Regions from separate parts of the Homo sapiens genome. Here all the other regions are linked to region 1. Evidence: chromatin loops called from intact Hi-C (ENCODE). Cell type or tissue: PC-3. All regions are shown on one strand. Links, peaks and the distances in the headings refer to the core of each region. The heading gives the core; the rest is flanking DNA.

The links. Peaks named below come from ENCODE experiments on the same cell type or tissue, not always from the same donor. Only the 100,000 strongest peaks of a DNase experiment are listed, where the experiment ranks them.
Region 2: it touches region 1 in a loop (13-fold over the local background); 78 of 110 quality-filtered maps call a loop at or near these places.
Region 3: it touches region 1 in a loop (11-fold over the local background); 13 of 110 quality-filtered maps call a loop at or near these places.

The regions. Positions count from the first base shown.
Region 1 is chr2:176,095,438-176,101,058 of GRCh38, reverse strand. It overlaps HOXD12 (homeobox D12), which reads right to left and starts at 1,264. Exons shown (of 2, transcript NM_021193.4): 1 at 684-1,264; 2 at 1-537. The coding sequence starts at 1,257. The coding sequence ends at 299. It overlaps HOXD13 (homeobox D13), which reads right to left. Exons shown (of 2, transcript NM_000523.4): 2 at 5,115-5,621. RefSeq lists enhancers at 677-1,409, 2,951-3,533, 3,534-4,117. In PC-3, for the core only: a CTCF peak has its summit at 3,286 (motif pointing right); a DNase peak (open chromatin) is centred at 3,298; H3K4me3 peaks cover 2,080 bases.
Region 2 is chr2:175,364,175-175,369,795 of GRCh38, reverse strand. No RefSeq gene overlaps it. Among named protein-coding and RNA genes, the nearest start is that of ATP5MC3, 190 kb to the right of the region's middle. In PC-3, for the core only: a CTCF peak has its summit at 2,850; no DNase peak of the experiment used is centred there; H3K27me3 peaks cover 959 bases.
Region 3 is chr2:175,307,384-175,313,004 of GRCh38, reverse strand. No RefSeq gene overlaps it. Among named protein-coding and RNA genes, the nearest start is that of ATP5MC3, 130 kb to the right of the region's middle. In PC-3, for the core only: CTCF peaks have their summits at 2,811 and 3,014 (motif pointing left); no DNase peak of the experiment used is centred there; H3K27me3 peaks cover 2,266 bases.

The sequences.
Region 1 (5,621 bases), core at 869-4,868:
GCGGTGGGTGCAAATGCCCCAGCCAGGAGCAAGGAGAGTTGGCCTCAGTCCCCCAACGTGGAAGCCTTAAGGCCAGCCAGAGTTGCACTGGTACTTCCGCACGTTTCTCACGGGCTTCTCAGGGACTGAGGAAAGCAAGGAGGCCCAACTGGCCTGGTCTGTAAATCTCTTGGTGGCTTCTGGGGCCAGCAGAGAAGGAACCGAAGGAAAAGCCTTAGCCTTAGCCCCAGATCCCCCTCCCCAAACAAGGCCTCTGTCCAAAAGGGCAGATCCAACCCGGCCCTGGCCACGCGCGCGGCTAGTAGAGCGCCAGCGCCTGCTCCCGAAGCACCACGCGCTTCTTCTTCATACGCCTGTTCTGGAACCAGATTTTGACTTGCTGGTCGCTGAGGTTCAGCCTATTGGACAATTCCTTGCGTTTCTGCCTGTTGATGAATTCGTTGACGAGGAATTCGTTCTCCAACTCCGCAATCTGCTGCTTCGTGTAGGGTTTCCGCTTCTTGCGGGCCCTCCCCGGGGCCGCCCCCCACGGCAGGCCTGCAACACAGCCCCAACCCACGTCAACCCAGCCCGTACTCTGTCTATTGCCCGCCCCCAGGCGGTTCACCTCCCCTTACACTCTCCCTTGAACCCCACCTCCCATCCCGGCCCAAACCGGCCCGGGGAGCATGGGCACCGTTTACCGTCGGGCAGTGAAGGTCGCAGGCAAGAGGCAACGCCCGCCGCCTGCACTGTCATGTTCAAGTTGAGCGGGCCCTTGGTGTCGTCCTTGAAGCCAGGGGCGCAGGGAGCCCCCTGGAGCAGGGTCGTGGAGCCCGGCGTGGCACGACCCACACCAGCGTAGTCATACTTGGCCGCTTTGAGAGCAGCCACTGCAGGAGCCAGGCTAGACTCGGGGGCGAAGGACGGCCGGGTACGACCGCGCTCCTCTGGCCCAGCGGCCGCTTCGGGCGCATAGAACTTAGCCTGCTCTTCGGGTCCGTCTTTGGCTGTTGGGGGCTGCAGGCCGAGAGGCCCGGAGCCAGCCAGGTAGGGCTGCGAGAAGCCGCCGAAGGCAGTGGCGCCCGCAGGCTGCGCGGGGGCGCAGGAGGCGGGCGTGGCGGCCCAGGGCAGCGCGCCGCGCGGGTAGGAGATAGGGGGAAGCGCGGCCAACTGGCCGCCATTCGGCCTCAGGTTGGAGAAGTAGAAAGAGTCTGGCGACTGCAGATTCAGAAGCGAGCCCACATAGCCCGCTCTGTAGAGACTGCGCTCACACATCTCCAACAAAGGGCTTCGGCTGCGCTCGCAACAGTATTTAGTTACAACCGGGAATAAGAGGACAGGCTCAGACGATTGGACGAAACTTTGCCTGCAGGTTCTTCAAAGCCGGTCATTTCAGCACCGCCTACATCCCCCCGACCCGTTTTCCCCCCCTTCAGAGTATTATGATAACACCCGCAATGTTCGATGGCGAAGGACGAGGCTGCCAGCAGAGCCAAATCAGGTTGAGCGAAGACTAACTGTCTGCGGGTTTCCAGGCCCGGCTTCAGCAGCTGGGGACATCGGGCAAGAGGGTGACTCTGCCCAAGTGTCCCCTGGGACTCTTCTTGGTCGTGATTGGCTTTGCGATTCGTTTTCCGCAGGCTTTCTGGGCCCGGCTTGCTTCTACCGGCTTTAAGTTGCAGCGGAGGCATTTTCCATTAACCGGCGCCTCTCGACTTATCCGGAGAGGGCGCGGTCCGGCGGCACCAGGAGCTCTGTCCCTTGGCCTGAGCAATGTCACTTTTACCCCAATCACTCCCACAGAGAGGGTTTCTCCAGAGACCTCTGCCTGAGGATCTGGCAGCAAAGACCCATTCGCTACTTGAGCCCTCAGTCCCAGGCCGCAGACACAAAAAGGGCATCACAAACTACCCAATTTTGGGATCCAGGAAGGAGGCCACACTATTTCTGGTTTGTGTCCCCATGGCTAAGAACTCTGATCATAGGGAAATTGCCATACAGGTCCATGGAGAATGTCCGCCAGGGAACCCATCAGCTCGATCCACCAATCGTGGCCAAAGGCTACATTCCTTTTATCTTCAGGAGTCCTCTCCAGGACTACACACTGCAAACCAGAACTCCGAGGTGTCCCCATCCACCAAGTGGAGGGCAAAGCAGGACGAACTCCCCCGACTGGGTGTGGAAAGGCAGAAGAGCCAGAACCACCTGGCCGGGGAACAGCGGGCGTTCGGAGGCAGCTGGCTAGCAGAGTTCCTTGCCTCAGCGCCCCCAGGGGTGCCGGGGATAGGGAGTTCACGGGTCTGACAAACAGGGAAGTGGGAAAGGCAGCAGTTCTTAGCCGGGAGCGGTGTGCTCAGACCCCGTCGCTGGCCCTCTTGCCTAGTCCGGCCAGAGGACTAGGGGTCCTCCCCTCCTGCCTCTGATCCCAAGACCCTGGGAGACCCGGTGACCGGCGCCAGTCTCAGCCTGCAGCAGGACCCTCGGTCTCCGAGCCAAGCTGGAATTGGTTAGATCGCGGGCTCCTGCACTGAGACCACACAGGCGCCGCCGGAGGGCAAGACTGACCGCCGCGCTGCCACTTTATTGTGTGAGTTATGGCGACCAATTGGGTGGCTCTGGGGAACGCAATCGGCCTCTTCCTCCTGCTCTGGTGGGGGGGAGAGAGGGAGTGAGGACGGGGGGGTGGGGATGTCTGGGGCTCCTCTGGCTCTGCCAGAGAGTTTCCTTAGGAGCCCAGGCATAGAGACTCACTCGCTCTCGTCCTCTCTTGGGAGGTGGGGGCAAGCACAAACTGCAATCCCAGTTCCTAGATACTCAAGGGAATACAAGCCTCAGATCCCTAAGAGCTCTTATTTTGGGGAACCCATCCTATTTTCGAGGAGCTGCAGCTTCGTTACTCCCGAAAGCTCCAGCTCCAGGGGTCCCTGCAGTCTCTCCTCACGTTTCAGTGCACGACGATTCCTCGTTATTTCCAAGCCGAGGGGTGTCTCTTTCGGACCTTTAGGCAGCCCTACAACAGCTGTTTGCGCCTCAGGACTAAAGGCATAAAAGAACTCAGTGAAAAACAGGAAAAACAAGAACAACTAGGTTCCCTCCATTGCTCCTTGGACAGTCTTCCCACTTCATCCCCCGGGTTTATGACTTTCGAGGTCTGGCAGGCAAAGTCTTATGCGAGCTGGGGAACCTGATCGAGGGAGGATCGGGGTGGAAAGTAGTGGCGGGAGAGTGGCTTGGCTGGTGATTAAGAGAATGGAACAGGATTTGGCTGAGGAGCGAATAGAGAGCTCTGCCAATGCCGCCCAATGCCCAGGAGATGGCGAGCGCGCTCCATGCCTATCGGGGCGCAGCCGCACGGTCAAGATCAACAGTGAAGGGCGGTGCGGCCTCCCTGGGGTCGCCAGCCCGCTTTCAGACGCAGCCTAGCGCCTCCGAAAGCCGGAGATCTTGGCGGCAAGGCCGCCCCTGACAGCGGAGCCAGAGGGACCCAGGGGGCTGCCAGAGGCGGGGAAGCACTGCAGTCGCCCCTTTGTCTGACCGTGAGTCCCGGCTCCAATGCTTCCTTCGCCTCTTGAATCACGCGACACGGGGACCTCGTTCCCCCACCCGCGGCGCTAAAAACCTGCCGGGTTTCTGAGGAGCTCTCCTGCCGCCTGTCTCCAACCGAAGGAAAGGCCTCTCTCCAAGCCCCCTTAGCCTTCCGGGTTCCCCGAGGGCCTCCCTCCCAGTGCCTGGGCCACTTACCAGTTCCTCTCCTCCCTCTGCAATTTGGAATATAAAGGGAATGCATATGAATAACAAAGCCTTCTTCTGTTATTGATTTAGCCCTCAATCCAAATTCCTCCAGAGAGCGTTTGAGCACAGTTTTAATCTTCAGCAAACCTACCATTTCTCCAAGGCGGGGGGAGGGGGGGAAGTGACATGCAAACTAGAGATGAAAGGAAAGCCTCGAGGCAATCTCCCCTACCCACGATGGGAAACCCGAGAAATAGACAGGGGAAATGGAGTGAAGCTCCGGAGTGTGGGACTCACAAAAAATGGAGGGGAAGTTGGCGATTAGGAGAAAGGAAAAATGTGCCCGTTTCTGATGAAAACACATCTTTTGAGAAAAACCACAAAAACGGTAACGACCCTTCCCGAAGTGTAAGGTGGGGGATGGTGTGGCCCCTTGTGCACGGGTTATTTCTTCTGCAAAGATTGAATCGCGATCATATCTCTCTCTGTTTCTCTGTCTCTGTCCCTCCCCCTCAAAATCGAAGTTAGCTGTCCACGGTCGCCAGTAAGATATGAAAGAAATCAAGCTGGGACAGGGAAAACGAAAGTAGCTCCAAGTCTTAGGTCTCTGCGTTTTCTCTCTCAAAGTCATGAGGGAGCCCTCCCACCAGGAGAGTTTTCACACTAAGTGAGGTTTTAAATATCACTATGTAACTAACTTACACACTAAAACTTTAGCAACCACTGAGTTGATTGTGTGGGGAGCTAACCATGAGGAGTCATCCAGTTCCTCATCGGCCATTTCCCTGAGTGGCAAAAAGGCCTCAAACAGAAAATTCTAGTGCCTAAAAATTGCGTCTGAAAGTTTAGGTTTTATGTTTTCAGTTGTCAACTGCTCTGTGCAGACTGCCCGGAGAAGGCGATATGGGATAAGCTTGAAATGTTTCTTTTTCGATTGCCAAATATGGGTATGTCTTTCTAATTTCAAGACCTTCCTAGTCCAGATGTTTATAATGGTCTTTCCAGGTTGAAAATTTTCAAGTGAGTAAGTTTTTCTATGCACAGGCATACAAATACATATGGATTAAAAAATAAATAGAACTATATAAATAAATTGACAATAGTGAAAGAAAAGTAAAATTTTATTGTCTTTTGAGCTGGCCTGGTATAAAATATCATTTTAAACACTGTAAATGATATCCTCATTTTAAAACATCACTACTTATGTTAAAGTCATGGGCAAAAGGGAGGGAGGGGGGCAAAAGTGGAGAGCATGAAGGTTCCAGAAACCAGAATTAGTGTTGAGTTTCCTTCATCTATAGAGAACATAATTGTGTTCAAGATACCAAGATTTTGTAATAAATAAGAATCGTTTCAAGAAGAAACACAAACTTGAAAAAATAAAACAAATGTATAAGGACTCAGAAGAAACAAAAGAGTTCTGTTTATTGGCATCTCCCTAGGAGTAAAAAGTGATTTTTAAATGTCTGAAGCACTGCCCATGTATCCCAGCTCACAGACATTGCATTTACAAAAATAATCTCTCAATTGTATAAATATGCAGCACTTTAAAAGTAATTATTTATCATCACTTTCAGAAACATCATTATTTTTCTTCTTGGACCTTGGAACTTCACATTTTTCATATTTGTTAGATGCTTTACAGCTCCATGCGAGGCCCCCTTGTTTAGACAGTCAAGTTCTTCATTGGGTTCTGTATGTAAGTTCCCACCCACGGCCACATTGATTCAGCCTCTTTTTGAGGATTGAGGAGATGACCACAATCCCAGACCCATAGATCCAAGGCCAAGAAAAGGAGGTGCATTTATGCCATCCGCGGGTCACTCTACTGATTGCAGCCATTTAAATGTCTGCATTGAGAGCTCAAGAAATGAAGGCATCCACGATCCATGAGGACACATGAGTTT
Region 2 (5,621 bases), core at 1,060-5,059, 730 kb after region 1:
CCAAACTCAAACTAAGCCCTATACTGAATTTTTTACAAGCATCTGTGGTATTTACAATCAATGTTGTCATAAACAAATTAAATTACAAACTTCTAACTTAGCTTTATGTATGTATTTTTCCATGACAATGTTTACCAAAGAGTGGAAATAGGCAAGTGATGTGTCTATATTGTATCTGAAGCTAAAGAATTTGGGGACTGGTGTAGCTGAAGAGTCTTCTTTCAAACCTCTCTCACCCGTAGGTTCTGGGGCCACAGAATATGGCCCTTGGAACAGTGTTATAATTTTATTATTGATTCGTGTTCAACTTTATAACGTCAGATAATTTCCTGTTTCATGTGCATAGTGAATCATTTTCTAAATTTCATTTGAGATTTCTTTTCCCATGCACTTCACACACATTATATCCCTATTAAAGATTGTTCCAATTCTTACTAGCCATTTTTACAACTTGAAAGGTTATTAGATTTCAAATTCTGCTTGTCATTTCCTCCCACTGTCCTGGTGTCTTTCATCATCTAAGTGCCCAAGAATATCATAGATGTTACAGATGGATAGCTGGCATCTATTTGCCTAGCCAATACTGAGTTAGGAAAATCTTCTCCTTTGTTATCTATCCACCCAAGCAGCTTTCCTCTGCTTCTCAATGTAACTTGCCAGTACCAAGGGGTCTCCATGGTTCTGATTATCTTTGGATCATGCTGGCCCTTTAACTCAAAGTGCACTTCCCTCCACTCTCCACCTATAAAATCACAATTCATTATTAGTGGTAGGAATCAACTGTTATCCCTTCCTGGAAACCTTCTGTGATTCCTTAAGTCAGAATTAATCACTCTACCCTCATTTGTTTCCCTGTGTTAGCAACTTAATTTTGACTGAATCAAAAGCCTCGCTGATAGGAAGTTGTATATGAAATCAGAGTTTTGCTCACGTGCAGTTTCGTTGTATTTACTCAACTATTCCCTGGGAGTTTAGAATCTTCCACAGTATTCATCTCTGATACTTTAGTCTTGTTTTCATGTCTTGCAAGTATTGTTTTCTGACCTTCAGCCCTTTTGGTATTCATTTAGTCAAATTTGTTGCTCGGTAGCTTTTATCTGTCTCACATAAACCATGAAATAGAATTTCTTGTGTCCATCGTGGTATTTCCTTTTAAAATATGCACCTCTTCTGAACTCCTTTGTCCCATGGGATATGCCTAAATGTGACTTCAGCCTCACTTTGATCCACAAGATCCTTAAGAGCTGGTGGAGACCTCAGCTATAAGCTTAATACAATCTCTCATCTTATGGATAAGAAACTAATCTGGGGAAGACAGAAGGGACTAACTCCAAGTCATCCTGCTAGTTAGGGTGACATAGATGGATTACCATCAGTGTCCTGTTTCTAAACCTGAGAAGAGCAAATTAACTACACCTAAATGCGGAAAAATAAAATCAACCATAATGGTGCTGGTCATGTGGAGTTTACTGAATAAGCCTTTACACAGCCATGGGCTCTCTCCCAGTGGGGTCATCTTGACAATCCTCCTAAGCTTCCTGACTTTGATTTCTAAAAATTAATACATATTCTATATTTGCCTGGGTTTCTTTCTATCCTCTCACAACCCTGACCTCTAAATTTATCTCACCTTCACCAACGCAGTCTCCATCCTCTGTAGCTTCCCCTATCCTCCTTTCTCAGGCAGAACAAGCCAACACATCTTACAAAGCTTCCACAGTTTCTGTACATAACTTCTCATTCCATGAACAGCCTCCAACTCTTCACACATGGAATGCTCTTCTCTCCAGCATAGCTCATCACAATCCTAAACTTCACAACGCATCTCAAAAGCCAACTCATTTTTCTGACCACATTCAACCTCCTCTCTTAGAATTAGTTGTTTAATTGGCTTCCTTTCACAGTACCTTGTTTTTGCCTCAGTGCTAACTCTTAGCCCAATCTGTTTTCTATTAGAATTTCTTTTTTATTTATCATTTACTAGACTGCACTCTCTGAAGAGAGCTATTTTCCTTTAGGCACTGAGTGACTTCACGAAGCATGGCCTAAATAAATGTTTGTTGAATAAATAAATGAATGATGAGAAAGGCATTTTGAATATCTGTTGCCTATTCTACACAAATAGATCTACCTAAAACTCCAGAAATGTCCTGTTAGTCAAGGCTTTTAAAATGTAATTTTTTTCTAGAATGGATGGCATAAAGGAATTCCATGATGCATAAAAACAAAGAATGTTATGACATGCTTTATATATTGTGAATCAGTATTGGTATTTCTAAATGTGACCTAAACTTTATATTCAATTATGATCAATTGTAATTTCTCTTTTTGGAGGGTAATTGCTCTTACCTTCTTTATCTGAGATGGCAGGGGGAGACAGTTTCAATACCTACAGTCTCACAAAAAATAAATAACTTCATAAAAACTACCATGAAGCAGCTTCATGGTTGATATTTAGAGTTTCAGCCCATTCCCAAAAGATTCCAATGAGGACAGAAAAAAATCATTCATTCCTCTAGCTGTTTCATCCAAACAAAGACACATATTTAAATATCAGGAAATACCACTGTAGCTGCCTGGATATTCTTTTTTCTCTTTGGGGCACAGTCAGATCAGGCAGATCATGTCCACACCATTAGGTCAAGGGTGTTCTCACACCAAACCTAGATGTGTCTTTGCTTCTCCTCATCACTTGTAACTTGTGACGTCACCCTTTCACTCCTTGAATAAATCCAGTATCAGCCCCAGCCCATATAAATCTGTTCTGCCCCTTTGCTTCTGTCTTCATGTACAGCATACTGTAAATAATCATAATGGAGTGGTGTAAATAGTTCTGTGGTACACTGGAGACCCCTATTGGTGAGACTCAGACAGTGAATTCGAAGCCCGACATCCTAGCGAACAGAACTGGATCCGCGTCTGCTGGGCTCCTTGGGGTTCCAGTAGAGCAGAAAGCGATGCCTTTAGCAATTTTTGCACATTGATTAATCAGTTTATGAAAGCAAATGTGTGTGTGTATTTACTGTACTTTGTGTTTGTATATGACATCACCAAATAAGAAGGCAGCACAAATGACAAAAAAAAAAAGTATGTGACCTCCTGTAATTTTAGGGCCATTCATTTTCAGTAGACAACACACAATAGGGATACATGCAGCATTGCTGTTATATAAATACATATTGATCAAAATATGGCAAAGCATTCACACAGTTCAAAACTCTGAGCGTTAGATAGTAAAACATATACTCCACATGTCCACTTTTAAAAACAATATCCTATGCTTTTCAAGATTTCTAAGATAGAGTTTAACACATAACTAGGTTTTTCAGGGCTCTTAAAAGGTACCTTGCTTAAACTAAGAGTTACTGGTTTAGAACCTCTGAATGTTTAAAATTCTGATTTCAAATTATAAAGGAAAAATTAATTTATAATAAAGAATTGACTACCTCTTAAACACCTCAGCACATTTTTCAATGTGCATATTGAAATTAGTCTGACAGCTTAAAAGATGAAAGAGCTACAGTTTATATTGTAAGTATAATGTAAAAGGTAGTAGAGAATGCCAAATGTACCATAAATCATTCATTTCAGGTGGTAGGATTGTCTGAGAATGTTATTTTGAATGTTGCCCAGTGTTTTTCCTCTTTATTTTCCACAGCTACCTTAAAAATAAATTTTGAAAAGACTAATGGCCGCGTGAATGAGCTATTTCAAATAGTTGCTTTAAAAACACTAAGAATTTCTACCCTGGCCACACGTTCTAAAGAAGCAAAACTCATCACTTACCAGATGAAAAATGCCTTTGTGCCTAGTCTTGAAATGTCCATATCCCTTAATTGGCATATTCATATAATATAAAAATAATTTAATAACATTAGACAAAAATAATGCTAATGGAAAAAAACCTAGAAAATAATTACAGACACAGTCAGTTCTTGATCACCTTTGTTACTGGTTTTGGTAATATTTTTATACTTGTTTTCTTCTCCATTTCTTTCAAACTAAATTGCTATTTCTTCTGCCTTCCTCCTACTTTCTCCCCGATACACACACAAACACACACACACACACACACACACACACAATCTCCTCCTCAAAATGCAATCTTTGCCTTGACTTTAGCTGAAGCTCCAAGCATAGGAGAGGTCCTGAGTGTAGAGCATAAAAATCTGATACCAGTGAGCTCAACATAAAATACAAAGTCCTGTTCACACACTATGATTATTTGATGATCATTTATTTCTTTGCTGCCCATACCAGCCTATCCTACATGCATGTGTAATTTATTTGTGTTGACTTCCTAATCTTATTTGAAATGGAGAAAATATTTTTATTCTGCTACATGCAACTGCTTCTAACTGCAAAGCTCAGACTTAATCCCTCAGGCTGAAGACTGAGAGGGGAGATGATTGGGAAAAGAATGTGGACTGTGGTCCTGTGAGATCTGAGCTCTCCCTTTAGGAAACACATTCATCTCCTTCTCTCTAAAGGTCCCAAGTGAATGTGGCCTAATAGAACCAGCACAGAAGCAGTGCATTTTTGGTGTAGAGTTCTGAGTGTGTGACTGGGGTGGGGGTGAGAGGATGGAATTTTAAAAAGGTCAGAAAGCTACAGGGCCTAGTGATGTAGACATCAGAGAAGGGAAACCCCTAAATTCTAATCCCAGCATCGTTGCCTCTGTCACCACCTTCCCTGGAGGGTTTTTTTTAAAGGTAGTTTTCTTGGAACATATGCACTGTCTTTACTGCTAGAGTTAATAACTGAATGATGATTTTTAAATACAGAGTGCTCGAGGCTACATTCTGTGATAACTTCCTGGGCCATCCAGCAATGCCCAACAAAGTACACTTCTGGAATGCACACTTGGAGCGAGATAATGATCCTACAAATAACAGACTTAATAACATTTCTACCACACTCTCTTGGCTCTTGACAACTGTTTTATCCAGCTCAGAGAGGTGCAGGATGAGTGCCCTGTACAGGCAGTATTTCTGCAAACTTTAATGATAAAAGGAAATAGTATTATAAGGAATAAAACCACTTTGTTCAGAGGAAAGAACAAAGGGCAAAAGTCAGAAAGTTCAAAGAACAAAATGATCCAAGCTCTGCCATAAGTGGATTTTATAACCTCTTTCTTTATTTTGTTTCTCCTCATCTATCGAGTGGGCATTATAATTCCTCCCCTGACTGTGTTATACATGAAAATCAAGGGAGATGATATATATAAAAGTGCTTTGAAAGGCTACAAGCCTCATCTCCATGTGTGGGATTATGATTATCCTTACTACTGTCAAAAAATGCCAATGCCGCTCAGTGCTATTAGCAAAATCCAATTCCTTTTGTTTGAATTTTGCCTATAGAAAGCAATAAAGTGGAATAAATATCCATTAGTCAGTAGTCAACATATATTGGAACAGCTGAAACACCAAATCTTTTTAGTCTGAAAGTAGAATGCTAAACTAATGTTATCTCAGGAGTTGTCGGGGGAACGAGGGGGAGGCATTGCTGAGTAGAGGTGGGGGGTAGATTGGGGAGACGCAGCTGCAATAGGGCAAAAAAAGCCTCTTTCTCCTCCCAAGAAAACGTCTCCACTAAATTCCATTCAATCTAATTACGCATAA
Region 3 (5,621 bases), core at 1,060-5,059, 790 kb after region 1:
AAGCGGTAAATCTTTGCATGAGGGTGATACAGGAAGAGATTGCAAACAGCATATTTGCTCTTAGAAGCAACACCAAAACAGCATTGGGAAGTAGCAGAAATCGTAGGCAAGCTTATGAGATCTTCAGCCCATAAAACGGGGTTTGAGGCCCTCATGTGTCAAATTCAGAGTTAAGGAAGCCTAAGCTTTCTTGTTTTGTCTCAGCTATTGGACCACTTCTTTTAACTACAGGAAAAAGTTTTTTATTAAAAAAAATTTTTTTTTACTTGAATCAATAAAATCCAGTAATTTATGATCATAGAATCTCTGGATCTCAGGGTTAGAAAGACCATTAAAAGTCACCTATTCTACCTCTTCCTACCCTCATTTTCTAGGATAATCTCACCAGGTAGCTTTTGATCTCTGCTTGGACATGTCCAGTGCAGGATATTCACTCTCTCTCAAAGGAGCACTTTCGATCTCTGCAGAGCTTTGATAGTCTGTAAATTCTCCCTTACATTAAACTGAAATCTTTCTCCCTAGAACTTTTAGTGGCCCAAGTTCTACCTCTTGAGGCATATAAAACAAGTCTAATCCCTCTTCCACGAAATAGGCCTTCAAATACTTGAAGGCAGCAACAATCATGTTCTCCTTTCTCTGTAAGTTATTTTTGGAAAAGCATTACTCATATTCTTATCACCAAGCCTGGGTGCAGTCTGTCCCCTTTTCTTCTACTAATTACTCTGCTCTTCGGAAATGAGTTAGATGCCAGGGAGGGGGAATAAGAGGGAATACAGATCATGTTAATATCATGTTAATATCAACCAAAGACCTAATTAAGCAAGATTTCTTGTCTGCTCATTACCACTTCATGAATCTCACCTCAAGGGACCCATTAAGTGGGTGAGAACCAGAGTTGCCTTTTGAGTGGCTCAAGTAAGGGCTGCCCTCATGGTATCAGTTGAGACTATACCAGACAGGGCCCTCTGCCTTAAAATGCCAAACCCGACACAAAACATCTGGCTATCTTTGGATAATTGGGGTTTTCCTGATGCACCTCCACAATAACAATTATGGTTTTTTTGTTGTTGTTTTGGGTTGTTTGTTTGAGACAGAGTCTCTCTCTTGTCTCCCAGGCTGGAGTGCAATGGCACAATCTCGGCTCACTGCAACCTCAGACTTCTGGGTTTAAGCGATTCTCCTGCCTCAACCTCCCGAGTAGCTGGAATTACAGGCGCGTGTCACCACGTCCGGCTAATTTTTGTATTTTTATTAGAGACAGGGTTTCACCATGTTGGCCAGGCTGGTCTCGAACTCCTGAGCTCAGGTGATCCACCTGCCTCGGCCTCCCAAAGTGCTGGGATTACAGGCATGAGCCACCGCACCCAGCCACAATAAAAATTATGAGACAACAGTTCTCTGATTGCAGCCCATTCACCAAGATAAGACCATCCATTCTCATCTGCTAACAACACGCAGAGTCAAAGTCAAAACTGGTATCACTGACCAGCTATATTTGAACAGCAGTGAAATTAGGAAACATTTCTCCTCCATACTGTTCTAGCCTCATTTATAACACAAGCCCCCAATATATTATGTTCCCCATGTCTTACCAAGATTTCAAACAACTTTCAGATTATTTTCAGTCCCTGATTTCTACCACTCAGACTGGGCTGGAGGAACTCTAAGAAACAGACTTCCTGCTGACCCTCCTGCTCTGACTTCTAGGCATGTCTCTGGTCCAAATTTGGGCTCCTCTTCCTCCCTCATGCAAATGAACTCTTAAAGATTAGTCCATCAAGTCTTCTAGAGATGTCTACACAAGTCTGAATTCTAGGGTAAAAGTGGCTGAGGTTTAAGTTGAGAATCAGGATGGCAGATTCCTGGCTCTTAAAGGTTTTTAGTTTGAAGAAGATGAAATGCATGAATCATACTAGGGCAGAAAGAGTTCACAATAGGTGTTTTGGTGACAAAACACTTGTCCTACATAGCTCAAGGGTAAATGCCAATACATATTTAGAATGGAGCAGTGAAACTGAAAATAAATTTGAACCCCCCTAATGTAAAGCTTCTGTTTCATATCCTGGCTCTTACCAACCGAGTGACATTGAGCAAGTTATTTAACCTTTCTGAGCCTCATTTTCTCACCCTAAAATGGAGATAATATCAATATTGTCCCTATCACTCCCAACCCCCTTACTGTTTAGTAAGAATTACATGACATAAAATATGTAACTAATGCAGTGCCCGGTACAAAATAAGGAGTCAGTTAATATTAGCTCTTCTTCCCCAACCAGCTCAGCTCCTTTCCTCTTCCTTATCCAGGAAATACAGAAATATATGGATTCACCATAGAAGCTGGAACCAGCTCCTCAGATGCAGCAGATGGATTGGCCCACTCTGTAACGGCCCAGGATGGGGCAGGTGTTCTCCCACAGGGTGACTGAGAATGTGAGCCTCAGAACGAAATGTAAGAACATCAGGCTCCATGAGGAATGGCTGCAGCCACAAACTACAGGTCAGTGTTCACAGGTGCTCGTAGGAAGAGAGAGGGGTTTGCATTTTTTTTTCACCCAGATGGAAATATGCATTCATAAAATGATTTTTCCCAAAAAAAAAAAAAAAAGGAGTTTGTGCCTGTGCATGTAGTGCATCTCTTTGTCTTTTTATCCAAGAAAGCCAGTACCTTTTACAAAATGATGACAAAATAATAAAAATATCCAACAGTGGAGGGAGATGCAGCATCAGCTCGGCATGGTGTAACACAAAACAACATGCCCTTAGATAAGAAGCACTTGATCTAAATGTATGTAGAAGCCAATAAATAATTATCCAATATGGAAAAGAGATGGGGTAAAAATTTTAATGCCATATCTTCCTTACTTGCCATTTTCCCCAGTGTACCTCAGAAAAGGGAAGGTTTTTTTGTGTGTGTTTGTTTTTTTAAATAAATAAAGCCAGAGTTCTTCCGCCTAGCCCCTCCACCCCCAAGCATCTTGCTAGGGAACAGCAAGGCATTAACTCAGAGGGGAGGCTGCCACCTACTGGGCCACCAATAACATCCTTCAACATTTTTTGTTGGCCTTTCCAGGTCTCCCCTTAACAATCTCAATTTGACCTGAACCTGCTTTGTTAGTGACAGTGACAACAGCGTAGCCCAAGGTACTACTATATAGAAACTTAAAAGCTGCGGCATAAATTAATCATATGACAATGTCTTACAAACTTTGCAGCAAAACATTTTTTTCTTTCAGCCTCAGAGACCCAAATTCAAATGGAAAAAGAAACCTTTCTCTGAATTTCTCTGTTGTTTTCTGAGGACAAAGTGCTTTAATAGTCGGTAAGTGCTGCTAATTGCTCCCCAGACAGCCCTAATCTAGCCATTTCCTCCCTACCTTTTACTCCATAAATCCTTCAGAAAACTAATATATTGGTTAGCATTCCCCAAAAGTACCCACTGGATTTGATTGGTTTATATGTTATAGTTTCTCTACATCCATCCATTTGAAAGAGCCTATTTCTTTTTTTGATAAATCTTCTATTATTGATGCTCAAAATAACTTCAGGCTTATCATTATATTGCCAAGATCAACCACCAAATCATCTTTCTTTTCTTTGTCTTTTTCGTTTTTGTTTTTAGAACCAACGGCCTGTACTCAATGGCAACCAGAAAATATGAAATCTCTACCTCCAACCAGTTGTATGGCTTTGGACAGGTTGTATGCCTTGGATTTTTTATATATGAAACAGGAATAAGAAACCTGCCTTTTAGCAGACTTGTAATAGTGGCTATACTTAATAAGTGTGCACGTCACTGCTCTATCATGATAAAGCACTTTCTGTTATTCTGAATCCTCCAACAACCCTGTCTATGAGGCAGGCATCAATCACCCTAAAGAAGAAATTGGAGATTAACCTAAGGTCAACCAAGGAGTTGAATTCACACTGGGAAACTCCAATCTGTGCCAGGGCTATTTCCACTGCTTCCTGCTGTTGCTCTTGAGCAATAGATGGAGTTTTATATATGTGAATGCATTCAATAAAGATATAACTACATGCAAATTCACATTTCATAAAGAATAAATACTACCCTTTGAAATGATAACTTGGAATAACTGGCCTCCAATGAATACTCAGTACTCTGAGATTTAGAAATATTTGCCTGTACAAGCAGGCAAGCAAGACTGACAGGTAGGTCGGTAGATGGATAAATAGATAGATGATAGATAGATAGATGATAGATAGATAGATAGATAGATAGATAGATAGATAGATAGATGAAAGAGCTCTTCTTTTCTGGTTCTTTTTCACTTCAGGCTTTTTCCCCCTGCATGTTTGCAGATTGCTTAATTACTTCATTGGGCTTTGGAACTTATACATTACAGACACATGATCATCCAAGTCATTACCTGCATATTTTCCCATTAAGAATAATTATAGCTCTTACCATCACTGCCCACGTACTTATGTCCTGCAGGCCTGGGCACACTGAAGTAATCATCTTTCAAAAATGATCTTGATGGGCAAGTGTTGTGTGTACAATCAGCAATAAGCAAGATGAGGTGGGAAGATTTCCATCTCCTCCATTATTGAGCGGCTCAAAAATCACATTCCCGTTATTTCATCACAGTGCCATGCAGGACACTAAGGTGGTTTATGTTCTCCTGAAAAGCGAATTAGTGCTAAGTGCAGAGATGAGACCCATGGGATGCTGGATTGTACTGTCTCTCCATGGATTATCTTTCCAAGCACGTACACATCACCCATTTCCCAGCTCAATTTCATTGTCTACAAAACGGGATTTATAAGATACTTTAAAAATGTCTGGTCATCAAATATGAGGTGGAACAGTCTTACAGATGGCAGCATAGCTTTTTTTTTTGAGATGGAGTCTCACCTTGTTGTCCAGGCTGGAGTGCAGTGGCGCAATCTAGGCTTACTGCAACCTCTGCCTCCTGGGTTCAAGTGATTCTCCTGCCTCAGCCTCCCAAGCAGTGGGGATTACAGGCATCTGCCACCACACCCAGCTAATTTTTTGTAGTTTTAGTAGAAATGGGGTTTCACCATGTTGACCAGGCTGGTCTTCAACTCCTGACCTCAGGTAATCCACCCGCCTTGGTCTCCCAAAGTGCTGGGATTACAAACGTGACCCACCGCGCCTGGCCAGCATAGCTTCTTATACTGATGAAGAGTCCACACTCTGGGATTCTGGCTTCTCCACTTCACCAACTCTATAACCTTGGGCATGTTACTTAACCTCTTGAAGCCTCAGTTTCCACATCTGTAAAGAAGAGGTAGTTAATAGTCCATTCCCATTAGAGATTCAGTGAGATCTTCCTTGTAAGGCACTTTGTCTAGTGCCTGGTACAGGTGATTGTCCAGCCAACATTAGCTAATATTATCATCAAGATGAAACTCAAAGAGTCTAGGGCTGTTCAACAGAGCTCAGGCAACATATCTAAATTAAAAACATTAACTGTCTGCCCAATAATCATTGAAAGCCATTGTGAAGGGGTCACATGTTCTTTTAATCAGTGAATCATGAATGAGTTCAATTCCAAAGGTAAGAGAAAAGCTAGCAGATGTTTGAAAAAATATTAGAGTATACCCAAGAAAAAAGTATTTCAATAACTAGTGAATAA